Regions from separate parts of the Homo sapiens genome. Here region 1 is linked to region 2. The links are chromatin loops, found by intact Hi-C in ENCODE. Cell type or tissue: IMR-90. All regions are shown on one strand. Each heading gives the region's core, and the rest is flanking DNA. Links, peaks and the distances in the headings are about the cores only.

Region 1 (2,819 bases), core at 108-2,607, 1.2 Mb after region 2:
CTCTCCAACTGTAAGGAGAAAGAGAGACAGCGGAGAGAAGAAGGCAGGAAAAACTTTCTCCATTTCTCTTGCTTATCATTGAAGGATTCTGTGAGAATTGACGAATAGTATCCTTAGAACACTGAGAGGCTTCTGGAAGCCATTCACATCTTAATGCCACTAACAGCTGCTGCTGATGTGAAGGCATCTTTCAGAGCCGCACGCATGGAGCTTGGTGCATATCCCCATGGGACCCCACAGTGCCTGGGATATCCACAGAGGTTCATACTACACACTTCCTTCTTCAGCAAGTCCCACTTGTAAATGATGGTTCATTGGTATTCTCTGATGTTCCTTGTGTAGGAGGTAGAAGCTGACTGCTTATTTTTAAAATAATTTCTTAAGAGAGATTAAAAAAAAATCAAAGCATTTTAACTGGGGAAAGGAAGGGAAAGGAAACATCTCATTCAGGGATAAATGAATTGATTCATTTGCTCACTCCACAAACTTTTCTGGAGCAGCTCCAATGTGCCAGAAACTCTGCTGGCCTCTACGGATTCAAGGCCGAATGAGGCAGGGCTCTGAGCACAGGGAGCTTGTGGTTTCATGGGAGAGGAAGATGACCAAGCCTGTGATCCTAACAATGTGCTGAGGATAAGACCATGTGCTTACAAGAGCCCATTTTGGCTATATCTAAACTGTTGTGGGGTTTCTAGAAGAGCATGTCATGAGCTGGATTGGAAAGACATATAGGAATTAGACTGAGAAGAAGGAAAGGGTATTCCAGGCAGAAGGACGAGCATCTGCAAACATAGGCATGAAATAGCTTTCCTACATAGAGAAATGGTAAATGAGATGATGTATGAGGATTGCTTAAGAAAGAGTGGGCATTCAACAAATGTTGAAATGAATAGGCAGGGGGCATCAGTGAGAGGCCTAAAGAGCCAGGCAGCTGGTGGTGCCAGCCTAAGTGCCTCACCTCATCCATGAGGCCCTGATTAGGGCTGATTAGGCTGTTAGGGGAAGAGGGAGGAGGGATGGAGTGGTATACCCAGGATCGCAATCTTGCCACACCTGTGCTCACCTTCCATCCTCAAAATTCCATTTGCAGTTTCTGCTGCAGCACCACACAGGTAAAGAGAAAGTGACTGTGTCGGATATGCTTTTCTCAGAATCACTGATTTGACAAGGTGCTTGTCTCTAAATTCATGACTGTAGAACTGCAGAAAATGTGTAGGACTGCTAGACAATGTGAACACTCTTAGCTAAAGAGATACAGCCTTCCCTGGATACCGTGGTCTGAGATCTTAGAGAATGTGTTTTGGTAAGTTGGAGCAGTTATCTTCCAAAAAACACTAAGGATAACCAACGTTTACTAAGCTATCATTAGATGCCAGGCCCTATGATTGTCAGAGGATATCCTGATAGCTAAGAAATGACCTGTGAGAAACTAGCCATTAGAAACACAAAAAGAGCAAGCCCTTGCCAACTTCTGATTAGCACGTGAGATTTCTTTGTTAGTATTTTAAAGATATTCATTTCCCCCAGTTCGGCAATATGGAAGAGACATTTAGACTAAAGAATAAACGTGGAAAATCTTTTAGCACAAATTTCTGGAGCTCAAGCTTGGAAAAGCAGGTGTCTGCTGCCCCCATGTGGCCACAGTCATCTTTTGCTTTCAGCAGTCACATGAAAGTGCATTTCATACACCAACCACGTAGAAGTGTAAAATTAAGACTTTTGGTGGAAAAGACTACAGTCTTGTGTAAGAGTTTTCTCCTTTTCCATGTCTCCAGGGAAATTCTATGATAAAAACTGAAAAATTAAAAAATTTCTCCGGAACGGCCTAGGAGATCCCAGTGGTAAACTCTGGTTTCTCCTTGTTAAATTGAAGGCCTTTGTCTTGGCATTCTGAACTCCATGAATTTCTGAAATGTACAAACTCTTAAAACAGTTCATTTCCAGGAATTCAGTAAACCAATTCTGGAAGCTATTTCAACTAAAGTCTTATCCATGCGCTGTGACAATTGTGAAGAATTTCAACCAAATTTCAAATTGGTAATTTTCAGGTCTTTTTCAACTATCCTCTCCACCCTACACACACTCCTTAAAAATCTGTCATGTAATAATCTTAGCCAAGCAAATACATTTGTTCTTCTCTACACATAGGCTAACAACTACTCAATCAAATTCTTCCCCCATATTTATTTGCCTTTTCTGGAACATTTACTTTATTCTCTTCACACCACAAATTCCTTCTACTATAAGAAATTTCTACCCAGAAATTAATGTTTTCTGCAAGGAGTTCCCAGACTCCACTCAGAAAACTTTGTCAAGCCAATGATTTCAGCATCTTCCACTTGGAGGAAAAAAAAAAAAAACAGGGACACAAATAGAAAGAGAGAAAGAGAGAGAATGACCAGGAAGCCTTTATTATTTACATATTTGCACATAAACTATTCAGAAGCAAGAATCGCATGTAGTCTTTCTAATTTTGCCTTCTCTTACATTATATATATATATATAATATATATATATTTTTAAAATTATTATTATACTTTAAGTTTTAGGATACATGTGCACAATGTGCAGGTTTGTAACATATGTATACATGTGCCATGTTGGTGTGCTGCACCCATTAACTCGTCATTTAGCATTAGGTATATCTCCCAATGCTATCTCCCTCCCCCCTCCCCCCACCCCACAACAAGCCCCAGTGTGTGATGTTCCCCTTCCTGTGTCCATGTGTTCTCATTGTTCAATTCCCACCTATGAGTGAGAACATGTGGTGTTTGGTTTTTTGTCCTTGTGATAGTTTGCTGAGAATGATGGTTTCCAGC
Region 2 (2,819 bases), core at 224-2,723:
GATCCGCCCGCCTCGGCCTCCCAAAGTGCTGGGATTACAGGCGTGAGCCACCGCGCCCGGCCGACTGTCTCATTTTCATTCGTGAGCTCCATCAAGAATAATTTAGGGGTAATTTGAGTGGGCACAGTGGGTGATTATTAGTCCCTTTTCTATGAGACTGTGACACAATGGAATTTGGAAATGAGCAGGTTAGTCTCTGACCCATTCCAAGTAACCTCTTTGCCACAAATGTTGAGATAGCAAAGTTTTCATGGTTGTAATCTTAAATAAATTAGATGATTCAAAATCTTAGTTGTTTCAACTCTGAACATTTCCAATTCCATGACTGGAAGGAGAAAATGGGCTGAGAGGGGACTTATCTATTCCATAATGTCTGTCCAGTTGGTTCCCCAAACTCCCACGGGCAACAAACACAGCACTCTGAATACCTCCCAAGGGTCACAGGAACGGGGTCTCATGATTTCAGTGTTGATGTACCTCTGAAGGGGCTCTGTTCCTCCAAGACCATTCAGCCAGAGGATGTGCGCTGATATCCAGGGAATATTGCCTTGTGTGATACTGTGGAGGCATTCTTAGCTGCTTAAATTTCCTTTTCCACTAATAGTCATTTCATCTTTGACTCCAATGTTAGATGTGTGTGAAAATAATACAGCCACCAGTCAGCCTATTTTTTCTTTTTCAGCACCAATATAGTCATGTTCTTTGTTAAAACAAACAAACAAACAAGCAAATGGAAATTTTTTGAAGCATCCTTGACCTAGTAGCCTGTGAGGCATTAAAATATTTACAGTCTGAAAACCAGCTGTGAATCCAACATAAAATTTTCATTTTCATTAAAACACTTTATCACAGGGTGTCTTGTATCAGAACGAATCGAATATGGTCTATCTCCCTCACTGGGGTGTCATCTCCCAGAGTGCAAAGACCTTGTCTTGATACCCTTATGCCCTCCTAGCGCCTAGCACAGGTCCTATAACCATCCCTTACATATTTTTGAGTTACATTTAAACAAAAGTGAATTTCACTTGTTTACTAGTTCATCGGAACCCACATTTAGATTATATAATGAACATGCATTTTGGTTAATTTGCTGATTTCCCTTATTCTATGCATTTTAAAAAATAATGGAAACATAGGAAGTAAAATAGCCAATCATCCTCGTTTAAACAAAGCTGACTGAACACTCTGTACTGCCATCTAGTGGGGGGAAAGGCTCTGCGGCCATCTAGTGTATTCCCGTTTGGAGGAACACACTGCTTAGAACAATGTCAGATCGGATCGTAGTTGAGGGGATGGGAGCGGGACACAGTGGAGGATATGTGTTTTCCCCTGATTAGCCTCCAGCTGCCTAGGGTGGTTGCCTCTTTGCCCTTGGCATAAAAGCAGAGGAAGCCTTCTTTGTGGTTTTGTGAACAAGCACCTTATCATAAACTCTGAGCAGTGTTCTTGGCTGTGTTTCTGTTTGTGGGCTAGTAATTTAGGCTGTGGGATATTCCCATCAGAACAATGCAGCTTTTAGAGGAGAAAAGTCACGATGTTATTAGCATAAGTGCTACACATGCTCGAGGGCGCGCGCGCGCACACACACACACACACACACACACACACACACACACACTGCATCGTTTCACTTTCTTCCTAATTCTTGGTCCTGTCGTCTTCCTTAGCAGCCCTGCCGTAGCTGTACTGCACTGTGGCTCAAGATGCAGTGTCCTTAAATACAAAGCTGCATTTGGCCCTGCAGGAGGGGAGCCCGGGACTCCCTGGCTCAGCCTCTGATGATGACTGCTGGGGCTTTTCATCCAACTTGACTTTATTTATTCATAAGCAGGGCTGACAGTCAAAGTTCTGAGGCCCCTGAACCGGCCAGATCCCTCCTCCCTTTCGTTTACTTTTATTTCTTTGATTTTTTTTCTCCTCTCATCTCTGCCTTGTCAGTTCTCTGAAAAGAGCCCGTGAGCTCCTTGTGGCATCTTTTTCTTCCCCTAAACACACAGCAACACACACAAGCAGATATGCACAATTGAAGGCTCTGGCTTAGATCCCAGTTGGAAAACGGCTCTTGAGGAAATCAGAGAAAAGCCACTTCAGTCACACACAGAGAGAATCCCAGGATACTGGCCTGACAGGTAGGCTGAGCCGACACTGGGCCATTTGGTGTGAGTTGAAGAATGAGGCAAATCTCCCAACCACGCATCCTATAATAGCTCCCCAGTTGGCTCTTGAAACTCCCATATAAATACAGAAAGATCATGATTTCCAAACAAGAAATTAGGACTCATGTCTGATGGGTTATCAGAAAAACGGGGTGGAGCTGTTTGGCCAAATCTGGGATGAATGATCACTCAGAGGTTTCATCTCTTATTCCAGCTGAGATCAAAGACAGAGGCTGCTAACTTAGAACACTATTGAGAAGAATTCTGGGGCCACATCTGGGTTTAGTAGGGGAAGAATGCAAGAATATATTAGGAAGAGCTGAGATAGTCATGCATGAACTAGTGAAAGCATCGCAATATTGGCTTTACATGCAAATGGCTTCTTAGAGGGCTAACAGTGAAATGCCATTAGCTGTTAACTTCCCGGCACAAATTAAATTATGACATTAGCTGCCCATCACAAGGCTCTAAGTGAATGGGTCACAGAATAGGGGAAGTTGTTTCTATGGCTTATTCTTTTTAAAATTGAAGTAAAATTCATATAACATAAAATTAACCATTTAAACCATTTTAAATTATACAATTCAGTGGCTTTTCATACATTCAGAAGACTGTGCAACCATCACCACTATCTAATTCCAGAATCATTTCATCACTCCAGAA

Evidence for each region. A loop is a pair of places that touch in the nucleus more often than their neighbours do. Peaks named below come from ENCODE experiments on the same cell type or tissue, not always from the same donor. Only the 100,000 strongest peaks of a DNase experiment are listed, where the experiment ranks them.
Region 1: it touches region 2 in a loop (3-fold over the local background); 3 of 110 quality-filtered maps call a loop at or near these places.

What each region holds. Positions count from the first base shown.
Region 1 is chrX:46,407,370-46,410,188 of GRCh38, forward strand. No RefSeq gene overlaps it. Among named protein-coding and RNA genes, the nearest start is that of KRABD4, 39 kb to the right of the region's middle. In IMR-90, for the core only: a CTCF peak has its summit at 1,635 (motif pointing left); a DNase peak (open chromatin) is centred at 1,612.
Region 2 is chrX:45,185,890-45,188,708 of GRCh38, forward strand. All of the region lies in intron 2 of DIPK2B (divergent protein kinase domain 2B), which reads right to left. Among named protein-coding and RNA genes, the nearest start is that of DIPK2B, 14 kb to the right of the region's middle. In IMR-90, for the core only: a CTCF peak has its summit at 1,203 (motif pointing left); a DNase peak (open chromatin) is centred at 1,222; H3K4me3 peaks cover 662 bases; H3K27ac peaks cover 217 bases.